Regions from separate parts of the Homo sapiens genome. Here regions 1 and 2 are each linked to region 3. The links are chromatin contacts, found by Hi-C or POLR2A ChIA-PET in ENCODE. All regions are on one chromosome and are shown on one strand. Each heading gives the region's core, a stretch centred on a gene start or an enhancer-like site at or near the end of the contact. The rest is flanking DNA. Distances are from core to core; before and after follow the strand shown. Region 1 overlaps ZNF532 (zinc finger protein 532). Region 2 overlaps ZNF532 (zinc finger protein 532). Region 3 has its middle 83 kb from the start of SEC11C.

What was found. A loop is a pair of places that touch in the nucleus more often than their neighbours do. ChIA-PET counts read pairs that join two places held with the same protein, here RNA polymerase II (POLR2A). Pooled maps may share reads with other maps.
Region 1: a map of heart left ventricle shows a loop between it and region 3 (4-fold over the local background). The contact joins two enhancer-like sites. A Hi-C loop is called at or near these places in 5 of 168 maps with a recorded cell type or tissue (CD14-positive monocyte, Calu3, ascending aorta and 2 more) and 7 of 50 pooled maps. POLR2A ChIA-PET finds 5 or more read pairs at or near these places in 1 of 52 experiments (OCI-LY7).
Region 2: a loop to region 3 is called in a map of endothelial cell of umbilical vein, with 7 times the contacts of the local background. The contact joins two enhancer-like sites. A Hi-C loop is called at or near these places in 7 of 168 maps with a recorded cell type or tissue (B cell, OCI-LY7, PC-3 and 4 more), 13 of 37 single-sample maps with no recorded cell type and 11 of 50 pooled maps. POLR2A ChIA-PET finds 5 or more read pairs at or near these places in 2 of 52 experiments (IMR-90 and naive thymus-derived CD4-positive, alpha-beta T cell).

Annotation. Positions count from the first base shown.
Region 1 is chr18:58,909,444-58,913,803 of GRCh38, reverse strand. All of the region lies in intron 2 of ZNF532 (zinc finger protein 532), which reads right to left. Among named protein-coding and RNA genes, the nearest start is that of ZNF532, 47 kb to the right of the region's middle. Within about 2 kb of position 1,840, at least 9 of the 41 ENCODE cell types and tissues checked have a DNase peak (open chromatin) inside an H3K27ac peak, as active enhancers do; they include ascending aorta, where a contact is called at or near this core.
Region 2 is chr18:58,885,945-58,890,606 of GRCh38, reverse strand. The region is part of intron 2 of ZNF532 (zinc finger protein 532); the gene reads right to left. Among named protein-coding and RNA genes, the nearest start is that of ZNF532, 23 kb to the right of the region's middle. RefSeq lists enhancers at 290-790, 791-1,291. Within about 2 kb of position 2,951, at least 27 of the 41 ENCODE cell types and tissues checked have a DNase peak (open chromatin) inside an H3K27ac peak, as active enhancers do; they include dorsolateral prefrontal cortex, where a contact is called at or near this core.
Region 3 is chr18:59,054,158-59,058,897 of GRCh38, reverse strand. It overlaps the pseudogene OACYLP. Among named protein-coding and RNA genes, the nearest start is that of SEC11C, 83 kb to the left of the region's middle. Within about 2 kb of position 1,522, at least 5 of the 41 ENCODE cell types and tissues checked have a DNase peak (open chromatin) inside an H3K27ac peak, as active enhancers do; they include ascending aorta and dorsolateral prefrontal cortex, where a contact is called at or near this core.

The sequences.
Region 1 (4,360 bases), core at 591-3,090, 150 kb after region 3:
TAGAGAAAAACAAATCAAAGTCTACTGACCATCTTGGCAGTATTATAAAGGCTTCCCATAAAACAACTGTAATAATACAAGGTCTGCTTTGGGATTCCCAGTCTTATTTTCTAGCACTATCTGGCCACTGAGACCCTTCATTGTATCTTTTTTATTCCGCTGAATTTTTAAAAAAATAATTCTTTTATATATATATATTTTTTCCTTTCCCTTTCTTTTAGGATGGGGTCTCACTATGTTGTCCAAGCTGGTCTCGAACTCCTGAGCTCAAACAATCCTCCTGCCTCAGCCTCCCAAAGTGCCAGGATTACAGGTGTGAGCCACTGTGCCTGGCCCCAAAAAAATAATTCAATAAATGAATGGATCTAGCATGTTTTCATCTTTCCTATCTTTCCTTCAAATATAAAATGTTCTTATAACTTATGTTTATATTACGTAATGTTTCAAATTTAATTTCCTCCTCTTAGAAAATGAATCTAGCTAGCATCCCCAGTTTTTATACATCTTCAAGAAACACAGGGATTGACTTCTCTTGGCTGCCTACATTCAAATTCTTGCTCTTCCCATTATCATTATGCAAACCTTAGCTCTGCCTCCATCACCAATCTCTTACATCTTTAGAATTTCCAAGGCTCTGCACATTGTATCTCTTCCACCAAAGAAAAGAAAAAAAACCTTCTCTCTTCTCTTCCAACTGATCTTCTGCCGCTTTTATCCCACTTCAATCTCGACTGCATATCAGGGAAACCTATTTTCTCACTGCATTTCCATTCCAAACACCAAATCGGTTCAGCTACGCAGGTCGACCTCATGCTTCTTCACTCTTCCTAAACCAGCTGGGGACATGGGTCAGTTTGGGGGCCAAGTTTTTTTAAAAAATTTGATCAGCCGCGCCTCTGGAGCAGCTGCCATGGTTCACTGCCTCTCTCTAGGAAGTGCAGGCAGGGGTGGGAGAGACTGGGCCCCAAAAATGGCAGATTCTCAGATTTCAAAAAAATAGCATACACGCAGACACACACATGAAAAAATGTGGAAAAGAAAAATAAGCAGTTATGAAAAAAGCTATGGAATCTCTTAATTACTTGCCATCTGAAGGTCCCATGCCAGTGACAAATGCCACAGAAAAGTTTCATTTTACCTTTAGCCTTCACACTAATCAGACCCTGATTAAGTCGAGACAGCCAGCCCAGAGCACCTTGCAGGTCTAAAGGTTCCTCCCCGGCCACAGGGAAGAAAGCTGACACAATGGGACACCAACAAGTCGCCTGGACCCTCTGACCTGTCAGCACTGCTGGGCACCCTGATCACACTCTGCCCCCTCTCAGCACAAGAGCTTCATTTTCTAAGCAGCCTACACCAGGGTAACACATAGCGTACAAATACAGTTTATACGCACAGTCAAAGAACAAATGTATGTTTTGTTAATTCTGTATGAGTTAACAAGAAATTAGCAAATATAGTTGCTACTATCCAAAATAGTTATTTACTGGTTTCCTTAAACCTGATGATACCAATCATGGATATACAAATACTTTGCTCAAGGTAGTATGTTTTCTTCTTCAGCTAACACTTGATATTCCTGATCTGAAATATAACAGATTTCCTGATCTGAAATTCAAACTGCTTCTGGAAATATCAACACAGGAGTCACATACTAATGCCACGAACCAGGTCACGACCTTGGGAAATAGAGGAGTGAAGCCAGCCCCAGCCCTTTGCTGCAGTTATTCCACACTCCTCCCTCAAGGTTATAAAAGTAGGCTCCCCGCCCCCATCCATTCCCCACCTCGCACATCAGGAGCAACTAAGGGAAAGTCCCTGTCCCTACAAACCTCAGCCTTCTCTGAAAGCTCAACCTCCCCCACTCGGCCTACTTCTCACATCACAGCTCTCTAAGAAAGCTCACTCCCCAACTCCAAACTCTTCTGGGTCAAAACGAAAGCTCAGCTACAGTGAGAGCTCCTTTGCTTTTTCCAGGAGAGAAGCTCCAGGGAAATTGAGGGCGTGCCTGTAGCCCTCCACAGCAGGTCCTCAGCGTCATTTAGCACTGCAATTTTGTTTTTCCTTATTAACTCCCATCCTGCCAAGAGACAAGGGCTGCTTCTTTTCTTTCCTTTGACACAGGACCTGGCTCTGCTGTCCAGGCTGGAGTGCAGTGCCATGATCATAGCTCACTGCAGCCTCGAACTTCTGGGCTCAAGTGATCCTTACAAGCACCGCCACACTCAGCTAATTCTTATTTGCTGTAGAAATGGGGTCTTGCTCTCACCCAGACTGGTCTCAAACTGGCCTCGAGTGATCCTCCAGCCTCCCCTCCCAAGTGCTGGGATTAAAGGCTTGAGCAACCCTGCCTGGCCTAAGGCTGTGGCCTGCAGATGTTACTAATCTCTCCCTCTTCTAAACTCCATCCCCCCTTTTCTTTCTGAGGTTAACTTAAAAAATCATAGTCACCAGTCAAGAGGTCTCCCACAGCTTCATTCCTTCAAATCTTGCCTGTACCTTCATGCTGGCTTTGCCAAGCCGATCCTCCACAGTGAGCTTGGTCTGTCCCTTCTATTTTGGGTAATTCCTATCCCATTTGCCTAGTGGCATAGAGAGATCTCCTCCAGCCTTACCCTGGAACCCTTGGTGCTCTGTCCTCTTGCCACGCAGCCTTCATGGCTCAAGTTCTCCAGTACTGGGACATATCCTGCTCCTCCCAGTATCTCCCCAGCACTCTGACAATCCACTCTCTCAAAACCACCATTGAAATCCAGGCAGGGCTGGGCGTGGTAGCTCATGACTGTGATTCCAACACTTTGGGAGGCCAAGGCAGGATGATTGGTTGAGCCCAGTAAGTCGAGGCTACAGTGAGCTACAATCACGCCACTGCAATCTAGCTTAGGCAACAGAGTAAGACCCTGTCTCTTAAAAAAAAAAAACAAACCAGGCTGAAGGAGAGAATTTTAGGGCTCATGGAATAGTTCTGTATCACAAATGTGGTAGTGGAGACATGTTTCTGTGCATCTGTCAAACCCTTGAGAATTTCAGGCCAGGTGCGGCGGCTCATGCTCGTAATCCCAGCACTTTGGGAGGCTGAGGCGGGTGGATCACTTGAGACCAGGAGTTTGAGACCAGCCTGGCCAACATGATGAAACCCCCTCTCTCTCTCTCTACTACAAATACAAAAATTAGCTGGGCTTGGTGGTGCATGCCTGTAATCCCAGCTACTCGGGAGGCTGAAGCGGCAAAATCGTTTGAACCTGGAAGGCAGAGGTTGCACTGAGCTGAGATCACGCCACTGTACTCCAGCCTGAGTGATGAAGCGAGACTCTTTCTCAAAAAAAAAATAAACTAGAGAATTTCACTGTGTGTAAATATTAAATTTAAAAATAAAAACCAGGAATGGGAGGGGGCGTCCAAAATTAAGACCAACTGTAATTTTGGTCATTCATACAAATGAATAACATGACTACACTGAAGGGTTCAGGGAACAAAAAACTAACCTAAACAACTCAGAAAACAAAATTATGACTGTACATTGTAAGGCTAATGAAAAAGGACCGTGCACAAACACCATCCTCTAGTAAAAAACTGCTGAAATCTAGTTAGTAGTATTGTACGAATGATAATTTTTTAGTTTTCACAAGTGTGTTAGAATTACAAGATGTGACCTTTAAGTAAAGTTGGGTAAATGAGTACACAGAAATTCTCTGTCCTATTTTTGCAACATTTATTTTTTCTTTTTTTTGTAGAGACAGGGTCTTGCTATGTTGTCTAGGCTGGTTACTCCTGGGCTCCAGTGATCCTTCCACCTTGGCCTCCCAAAACACAGGGATTACAAACATGTGAGCCACTGTACCCAGCCAAAACTTTAAGTTAAAATTATTTCAACCTAAAAGTTAAAAAGGGAAAACCCAGGCTATGTGACATAATACAAAGGAGACAGCTTTGGAGATGAAATCCTTGCTGCCCTATTTACTACTATTAGCTAGTGACCTGAGGTGGCCATAGCGCCTCCCTGAGTGGCCCTTCCTCCTGGGTCCAAATGAAAGTGCATGCCGTCGCTGAATAGTGTAGTCTCACAGCCAGAAAACACTCCAGCAACGATCCATTCCCAATCCGTGTTCCCGCGTGCCTGTTTTTGCTGCTAATCATCTTTCATGTTGCCTGTGACCTCTGCAGAATTTCATTTTCTGGTCATCCTTTCCTCTCGTGGACCCCACAGCACTGCCTCAAGCTCACCTGGCTTTTCCTGACTCACTGGCTCTTCCTCTTCTCTCCTTTCATGAGTCCCTTCAGATTCTCTTTTGTTATCTACCTTTGTTGAAAGGCAACCTCAGCAACTCCCATGGTCACAACAGTCAGAACAAACGGGTTT
Region 2 (4,662 bases), core at 1,702-4,201, 170 kb after region 3:
AAAAAAAAAAAATGGGCGGCAGTTAGTGCAAGGACAGAGGGAAAAGAATTCCTGTAACAGAGCAATGCGGGGTCATTGGGATTTTGGCAAGGAGATACCAGGTACAGTTTAAGGTTTAAAAAAAAGAAACCCAGAAGTCATTAAGGAGATAATGATGGAACCACCTTTATATCAAAAAAAGAATAAGGATCAAACTGGAGTCAAAGACACAATAATGGCCCTCTGGGTAGAAGAAGAGCAAATATTTAGATAAACCCAGTTGTAACAGTTAAGTACTAACCAGGGTACTTAATTTTACTTAAGAGTTATATATATACGTGTATATATATATATGTATGTGTGTGTATATATATATAACTCATATATATATATATTTTTCCTCCCCAGGCTGGAGTGCAGTGTCAAAATCTCGGCTCACTGCAACCCCCACCTCCTGAGTTCAAGTGATTCTCCTGCCTCAGCCTCCCAAGTAGCTGGGATTACAAGTGTGTGCCACCATGCCCAGCTAATTTTTTTTTTTCTTTTTTAAACACAGTCTCACCATCTCCTAGGCTGGAGTGCAGTGGCGCGATCTTGGCTTACCACAACCTCCACCTCCCGGGTTCAAACGATTCTCCTGCCTCAGCCTCCTGAGTAGCTGGGACTATACAGGTGCATGCCACCACACCTGGCTAATTTTTTATTTTTAGTAGAGGCAGGGTTTCACCATGTTGGCCAGGTTGGTCTCAAACTCCTGACCTCAGGTGATCCTGCCTTGGCCTCCCAAAGTGCTGGGATTACAGGCGTGAGCCACCGCGCCTAGCCAAATTTTGGGGTTTTTTTGTTTTTTGTTTTGAGATGGAATCACAGTCTGTCACCCAGGCTGGAGTGCAGTGGCGTGACCTCGGCTCACCGCAACCTCCACCCCCTGGGTTCAAGAGAGTCTTCTGCCTCAGCCTCCCGAGTAGCTGGGATAATTTTTGTATTTTTAGTAGAGAGGGGGTTTCACCATATTGGCCAGGCTGGTCTCAAACTCCTGACATCAAGTGATCCGCCTGTCTCAGCCTCCCAAAGTGCTGGGATTACAGGCATGAGCCACCACACCCGGCCAAGAGTTTGTATTTCTTAAACACCCACTCCACTTCTGGAAAAATATCCTTTTAAGTAGAAAGTACAAGTTAATATAAGTGCTGTTTTCTTACTAACTGTATTTTACAGAAAAAGTACAAGTACATGGATATGTGTTATATGGCTCAAGAAAGACAACCTGATAAATTTCAGGTACACCTGGAACAAGCATCCCTCTTTATTTGTGGCAGTTACCTGGAAACAGGAAGTGCCCAGGGAGGGTTTATTCACCTCTATCTAGCTAACTTCAGAGCTTTTTAACTCTATGTGTTAACTACTTAGGCATATATATCTAAAATGCTTGGAAAAGAGAGAGAAAGAAAATCACGGAAAGAGAAAACATGATTTGTAAGAGGTCTGGGGGAGAAGTACACTGAATATTCTAAATCTGAAATGCTCCAAAATCCTAAACTTTTTGAGTGCCAAATTAACACTCAAATGCTCATTTGGAACTTTCAAATTTTGGATTTTTAGATTTGAGATGTTCAACTGGTGAGTATAATGTAAATATTCCAAAATCTGGAACAAAAAAACCTAAATGCTGGTCCCAAGCATTACGGATAAGGGATACTCAGCCTGTATGAATTATATATATATATATATATATAAAATATATATATATAATATATATTATATATATATAAATTATATATATATAAATTATATATATAATTTATATATATAATTTTTTATATATATAAATTATATATATTTTATATATATATAAATTATATATATTAATTTTATATATATATAAAATATATATATATAATTTATATATATATATATATATATATATATAATTTTTTTTTTGCCTTCCTTGGAGACAGAGTTTCGCTCTTGTCGCTCAGGCTGGAGTGCAATGGTGTGATCTTGGCTCACTGCAACCTCCGCCTCCCAGGTTGAAGCGATTCTCCTGCCTCAGCCTCCCAAGTAGCTGGGGTTACAGGCGTGCGTCACCACACCCAGCTAATTTTTTGTATTTTTGTAGAGACAGGGTTTCACCATGTTGGCCAGGCTGCTCTTGACCTCCTGACCTCAGGTGATCCACCCACCTTGGCCTCCCAAAATGTTGGGATTACAGGCGTGAGCCACTGCACCCGGCCATATTTTCATTTCTGAAAAGAAAACTTACAAGAAAAATATCTGATTTTATATTTATAAAATTAGAAAACGTGACATTGTACATTCTAAGTGATTCTTTACTTTCACATGGAGTTAACGGATTTAATATTTGACTGATTTGCAGTTTGCTAAAATCACATGAAAGTTCCAAAATGTTCAATTTTCCTTTATTAATGAACTATCTAAAAGTTTTATACTGTCTGCCTATATAAAATAAAATACTCATGATGATTGTGGTTTATTATTCAACTGAGTAAATTCCTTTAAAATATATCAAGTTTTCATAATTTAGATTAGAGCATAATCCCAGAAAATCCTTAAAGATATGAAGTTCTGCTCCTTCCATTTTCTGAGAACTAGAATAGGAGAGTAGTTAGAAATAATTTATGAACGCAAAGCTCTAATCTAATAAAAAGATGTTTGGGGAGGGCTCCTTTAATTCCGCAGGAAAAGCCATTGGCATATTATTTCTGCTCCCCTCTGCCCCGGGGGACGCAGGGATAAAGCAGCTTTCACAAAGCCCGGCTGCCTCAGTCACTTCCTCAGGAAGTGGCACTGACCGCAGCTCGCCCCGACTCGGTGTGGTCTCCAGCCTTCAGATAGGCCCTAGGATTGGGAAGAGGACACTAACCACAACCAGCAATACTGCCTAGTCCTGCATGACGGTCCCTCCTGTGAGCGTGGGGGTTCTGTTTTGGTTTGTGGTTTTGTGTTAAGCCCAGGTGGAAGATGACAGGTCACACAATGATGCAGCAGACTACCCATTTTCTTTCTTCCCCTCTTCTCCCACCAGACCACCCAACTGACCCCAAACACATGAGAGGCAGAGGGCTGCATCACCCCGGAAATAAATATGCATCGAACAATAACCAAATTAAGCAACTCCAGCCAATTCACATGACCAGTGTTTTCCTTTTCTTGCTCAAAAGTCAAAAACAGAATTGTGCTGACTTGCTGTGAGCGTGAAGGTTCTTGAACAGTGGAATATCTACTTACTGAATATATAAAGCCTCCAAAAATACCTGCCCCATGTTTCTCTTCAGAAAACAAAATGTACATTTAAAGGGCAAGACTGCCCTCAGGTTAGCATTTCAAAACCGTGGTTCTGCACAGAAAAATTCAAACACAGAAGAGTTTACTAAATACCAAACCACTGCAGGAGACCAGAAGGCCTGGGTTCTGCCCAGGGCCCCTCGGGCCCCTACGCAACTGTGTTGCGGAATAAGCCACCTAACAAAGCTATCAGAACTCCATCATCTGCCTGTGTTCCCTCAGGGTGTTCTTCATTTCACCGCCAGAAAAGCCTTAGGAACCAGGTAATTTACCAGAGCTGACCATCCCTGCAGGTATCTGGTAAAGGACAAGTGAAAATGAGCTCTGGGCAGGGCTTGCCCAGGAACCTACTGAGATTACAAGCTAATGAAAGAACATCTCCAACTAAGGAGATTACTACAGGATAGTCTCTCTCTAATAGCATACCCACAACCAATAAATTCTAAAAATCCATATAGAAAAAAACCTACTCTTCCCCTAGTTATTCCTGAAGAAAAATGGGCAAGGCCTCTATGTGCTATATCTGGATGACATGTCATTGATCTCAGGGCATAGAGGCAATGTTTTAAACCACAGAAATAAAATCTCCCAAATTGAGGATCACATGTACAAAAACGTTTGGTGCACAGTTATTTGTAACATAGCAAAGCACTAGAAATCATGTACATATCCATGACAATGGTACATAAACGATTATGTAACAATCATGGTACATCCTTTATTTTTCAGATTGTGGTAAAAATACACATAGCATAAAATTTACCATGGTAACCATATCTAAATGCACAGTTCAACAGTGTTAAGTGCATTCACATCGTTTTTGGCACATTCCTTTTTTATGGAGTACCATGCCCTGATTAAAAGTGAGGTTAGAGTCACTGTAAGTACTGAAGTGGAACAATCAAGATTGAACATTAAGTTAAAAAAAAAAATCAGGTCACAAAACAATACATACACTACCTTAAAATAAAATAAGCATACGTTTTTATATTTAAGCATATAGACACGTAAAATTCCTAGATACATAAAATTGAATGAAAGGACCAGGTGCAGTGGCTCACGCCTGTAATCTCAGCACTTTGGGAGGCCAAGGCAGGAGGATCACTTGAGGCCAGGAGTTCGAGACCAGCCTGGCCAATGTGGTGAAACCCTGTCTCTACTAAAAAAAAATACAAAAATTAGCTGGGCATGGTGGCACACACCTGTAGTCCCAGCTACTCAGGAGGCTGAGGCAGGAGAATTGCTTGAACCTGGGAGGCGGAGGCTGCAGAGAGCTGAGATGGCGCCACTACACACCAGCTGCGATGACAGAACGAGACTCCGTCTCAAAAAAAAATAAAGAAATAAAGTAAAATTCATAGAAAGGCTCAGAAGGAT
Region 3 (4,740 bases), core at 273-2,772:
AAAAAAAATTAGCCAGGCCTGGAGGCACATGCCTACAGTCCCAGCTTCTCAGGAGGCTGAAGCAGGAGGTTCGCTTGAGCTCAGGAGGTTGAGGCTGCAGTGAGCGGTGATCATGCCACTGTGCTCCAGCCTGGATGACAGAGTGAGACTCTGTTGCAATAGAATAAAAAACACAGACAAAAAAAAAAAACACCTGCATCACCTGAGAACTTATTAGGAACCCAGACTCATGGGCCCCACCCTGACCTACTGGCAGTGGGCTCAACCATCTGTGTGTTAAGAAGCCCTCCAGGTGACCCTGATACCCCCTCAAGGCTGAGAAGCTTTGCCTAAACAGTGCCATTCACGGGAGGCATCCAGGTTATACCCAAGCCCAGGGAATCATCATCTCTGCACATGGACTCAGGGACTAGAAATTTTAAAACTCTCCTGAGTTTCCCAAAGGCAGATTGAGAACCCCTGCTTTAAATTTATCACCGTTAAAATTATCACCATTCCCCACTGAAGCTAGACGCACTCTCAGCCCCTAGCTGCCCATGCAGGGACCACTGGAGGAAGGGAAGGTGTTTGAGGACTAGACGTATGGTTCTTCAACTGTGGCTGCACATAAGAATTTATTCTGCAAATTAGAATTTGTAAGCACCCTGGGAATGCTTACAAAAGTCCGCTGCCTGGGCCCCATGCCCAGAGATTCTGATTCAATTGTTCGGAGGTGGGTGGGGATGAAAGCATCAGTAGATTTAGAAGCTCCCAAGTGACTCTAATATGTGGCCAGGGTTGAAAACCGCTGGGCTGGACATGAGTGAGCCTCCTCCTCAATCACTTCACCATGCCATGATATGGGAAGGGCATGATAGTCTCCTGGTCAGGAGGCTTGGGATGTTGTCACCAATTCATTCATTTATTCTCATATGCCACCCACTCACAGATTCACATGGAACACTCACATACCAGGAACGGTTCTGGCCATTTTATTTTGGAAGATCGGCAAAGGCTGCTCTGAGAAGGTGACATTTGCACAGACACCTGAAAGATGTGAAGGAGAAAGCCCTGCCAAGATCTTAGATTTTAACAGAAGAGTAATTCAGGCTCAAAAGCAAGTGCTAAGGCCCCGGGTTGGGGAGGGTGGGGAAGGGGGTTCGGGGAGCGTGCTTGGTGCGTTGAGATGAGTTGGTGTGGCTGGTCCAGTGTCAGCAGGTAGGAGGGTGACCAATGAGGCCACTGGAGGAATTCAAGCAGATGACTGACATAATCTGATTTTCATTTGTGTCACTGCATTGAGAGAAGATTAGCAGGTAATCATAACAGTTTTTCCTGTGTAAGTGTCATACATGCCTCATTGGGGAGGGGAAATAGCACTGTGGATTGGCTTCTAAGTTCAAATCACACCTGTGCCACCTACTAGTTGTGTGACCTTGAAGAGGTAGGTTCAGTCTCTCCATCCAACAGAGCCACCAAGCAGCAATTGGCTGCTGGAGGAGAAACACAGTACAGCCACATGGGGGCGCTCCTTCCTCTGGGAAGCGTTTCAATGGGCAACGTTGAGTTCAGAGAGGACCTACCAGTGCAGGTTGAAAGGTTCAGAAGTTTGGAAGCAAGAAGGCAATCAGCTTTCCCATCCAGACCAAAAGTTTCATACCCACTTTTTCCATGAACCAAAGGGCACAGGGTGAACAGCCTGGCATTCAGCAGCCCTCCCCGGGAAGTCCTGGCCAGAAAGGGGCAGGCTGGGGAACCGCATTACCTGGTTTCTGATGGAGCCACGACAGGAAGTTTATATGCCAAGGTGATCAGAGCAGTGGCTGTGAAAGATGCCAAGAACAGCATGGCCCCAAGGAGGATGAGGATCTGTGTACTCCTGCAAAGAAGAGAGGATACGGAGAGGAGTGCCCTTCAGTTTCTTGCCCCACACATGCGCTTCCTATGGCACGAAAGGCTGGAAATCCTGACCATCAGAGGTACTTCCTGCTTTTGAGAGGCCCTGCTTTTGAGAGGCTGATGAGTGGCAGGGAGAGCGGGGCTGGGGCTGGAGGACCTGAGGCAGCCTCGGTCTTGACCATCCATTAGTTGTGCCACACCGGGCAGGGCCTTGAGCTTGAGTTTCCTGGTCTAGACAGGAACAGTAATCGCATCCTCGCCTGCCCACCCTGAGGCTTACTATGCAGCTCAAAAGGAGTCCATGCCTGGGAACGTCCCTTGTCATCTATGAAACCCGATATGGATACAAGTGGTGGTTGATTTGGGAGAGAGGACTGTCAAAGGCAGGGTGGGACACGGGGTGGACCCACTCCAAGCACAGGGGAGAGAGGATCGAGAAGGAGGATGGTATGGTTTGGATCTTTGTCCCTGCCCATATCTCATGTGGAATTGTAATCCCCAGTGTTGAAGTGGGGCCTGATAGGAGGTGACTGGATCGTGGGGATGGATTTCCCCCTTGCTGTTCTTGTGATAGTGAGTGAATTCTCATGAGATCTGGCTGTTTAAAAGTGTGTAGCACCTCCCCGCTTTGCTCTCTTCCTCCTGCTCCCACCATATTAAGATGTGCCTGGTTCCCCATCTGCCCTGATTGTAAGTTTCCTGAGGCCTTCCCAGAAGCAGAAGCCTGCACAGCCTGCAGAACCATGAGTCAATTAAACCTCTTTTCTTTATAAATTACCCAGTCTCAGGTAGTTCTTTATAGCATGTGAAAACGGACTAATGCAGAGGGGGAACCAGGCACGCCTTCAACTGAGGAGCAGAGCCTGAGACAAATGTCCGGGTGCAGGTAGTTCACGTGGGTGTAGGAATGAGGGATAGGGTAGGAGAACAGGGAAGCAGGGAAAACCAATACCAGGATGTGCTATCAAGGTGGCCAATGCTCAGTTCTTCCAGAATGTTCCACAGGGCCATATGAAATGTACCTTAAAACTGTCCTGTGAGATGAAAGACAGAAGGATTTTCCCACTGTCTTCTATCTCAAATGGGTTAAGGATGGTCCCACACAAATTAATTCCTCCACACTTTGGGACCGTGCATGTATAAGACTAGGATGTTTCCTGAAGCACCCAGAGTGAGGCGCTGTCTGGTTGTACCTGCTCCGAAGTGTGAGGGTTGGGATTAAGAGGATCCACAGTGGTGTGGAAGAAATGTCAAACACAAGTGCGAGACCATCCAGGCACAGCCTGACCTGGAAAATGCCTTTGACAATGCAATTCTGCTAGTGAAAGTTGCCATGGCTGTTCATGAGGAAGGGATGAGATAGATACTATTCAGTTATCAAGTGATACAGGGAGAAAATTATTTTCAGCCAGAGTACCAATGTTAGTGTAATATTTGGAAAGAAGGATGAATTCTAGCTCCATGATGCTATGATTGATTACTAATGTCTGCTATGAGGGTAAGCAGGGGGTTATGGTAATAATGCTGTATGTATATTTACTATGACTTCTGCCAGACCCCTTAGCTCTTCTCTCCTTGAATTACTGAGCTCCAGAAAGACCTGATTCCACTGGCATTCCATGGAATTATATTCTCTAAAGGAAGAAAAGCCCTACTTTTATATTTCCCTCCACTTATAAGCTAAATCTTGTTGCATAGTCACAAGTTTGGACAGTGTGGGTTTTCAGCTGAAGGACTGAAATCCACCTTCCACGACAGCCTTTGGGAAAGATGCTGACACGGGGCCAGTGCTCCTCAGTCACAAGGACACTCACATGGGTTCCCAGGCAAGTCTAGAGTGCGGAGGCATAAGAACTCAGTGTCCTAGGTAAGTGGTAGTCAGGCCATCCAATAAAAACCCACAGCCACCCGAGTAAATATGTGTTTAACTCCCTGGGGGACTTGAGCCCAGTCCCTGGCACCTACTTCCAAGATCAGTATCTCCACCACAGACTCCACAAGTCTCTTCCAGCTAGCACCATTTCAACTAAACTCATAAATCTTCCTGACATTGAATGTTATGGGCTGAATTATGTCCCCAACAAAGTCCTATGTTGAAATCCTAACCCCCAGTAATTCAGAGTGTGACTGTATTTGAAGATAGAGTCTTTAAAGCAATAATTAACATTAAACGAGGTCATTGGGGTGGGCCTTAATCCAATATGACTGTGTCCTTATAAGAAGAGGAAACTTGGACACAGAAGGAAGAACATGTGAAGACTCAGATGTTTTGTTTTATTATTAATATTCCATTCTGGCAACAGTTAAATTGGATGACTAGAGGACTGAATATTGATGTTCCCTCTACGGAAAGTGATTTATCATTATGATTCAAGAGCGTAAAAGACATTCATGCCCTTTGACCTATTAATTCCCCTCAAAGATATATGTTGTAGAGAAGTATCAAAGTTGGAGACAAATGGTTTCCATGAAAATATTTATCAAGCCATTATTTATGAATGCATAACATTGGAAATAATCCCAGTATTAAACAATAGAAGGTATACATAAATTATATAGTTAGTTCATGGAATGGAATGTTATGCAGACATTTAAATTATGTTGCTTTAAAAATAAAATAATATAGGGAAATGCATGTGTCATAAAACTATTGAAAGAAAGATACCAAGGTGTATATACAGAATGCTTTCATGTATCAAAAGCAGGGCACAGCCTGGGCAACACGGCAAGACCTCATCTCTTTACAGAAGGTAAAAAATTAGCAAGGTGCAGTGGTCCATGCCTGTTACTCGAGAGGTTGAGGCAGGAGAATCGTTTGAGCCCAGGAGTTGGAGGCTGCAGTGAGCTATGATGGCACCACCG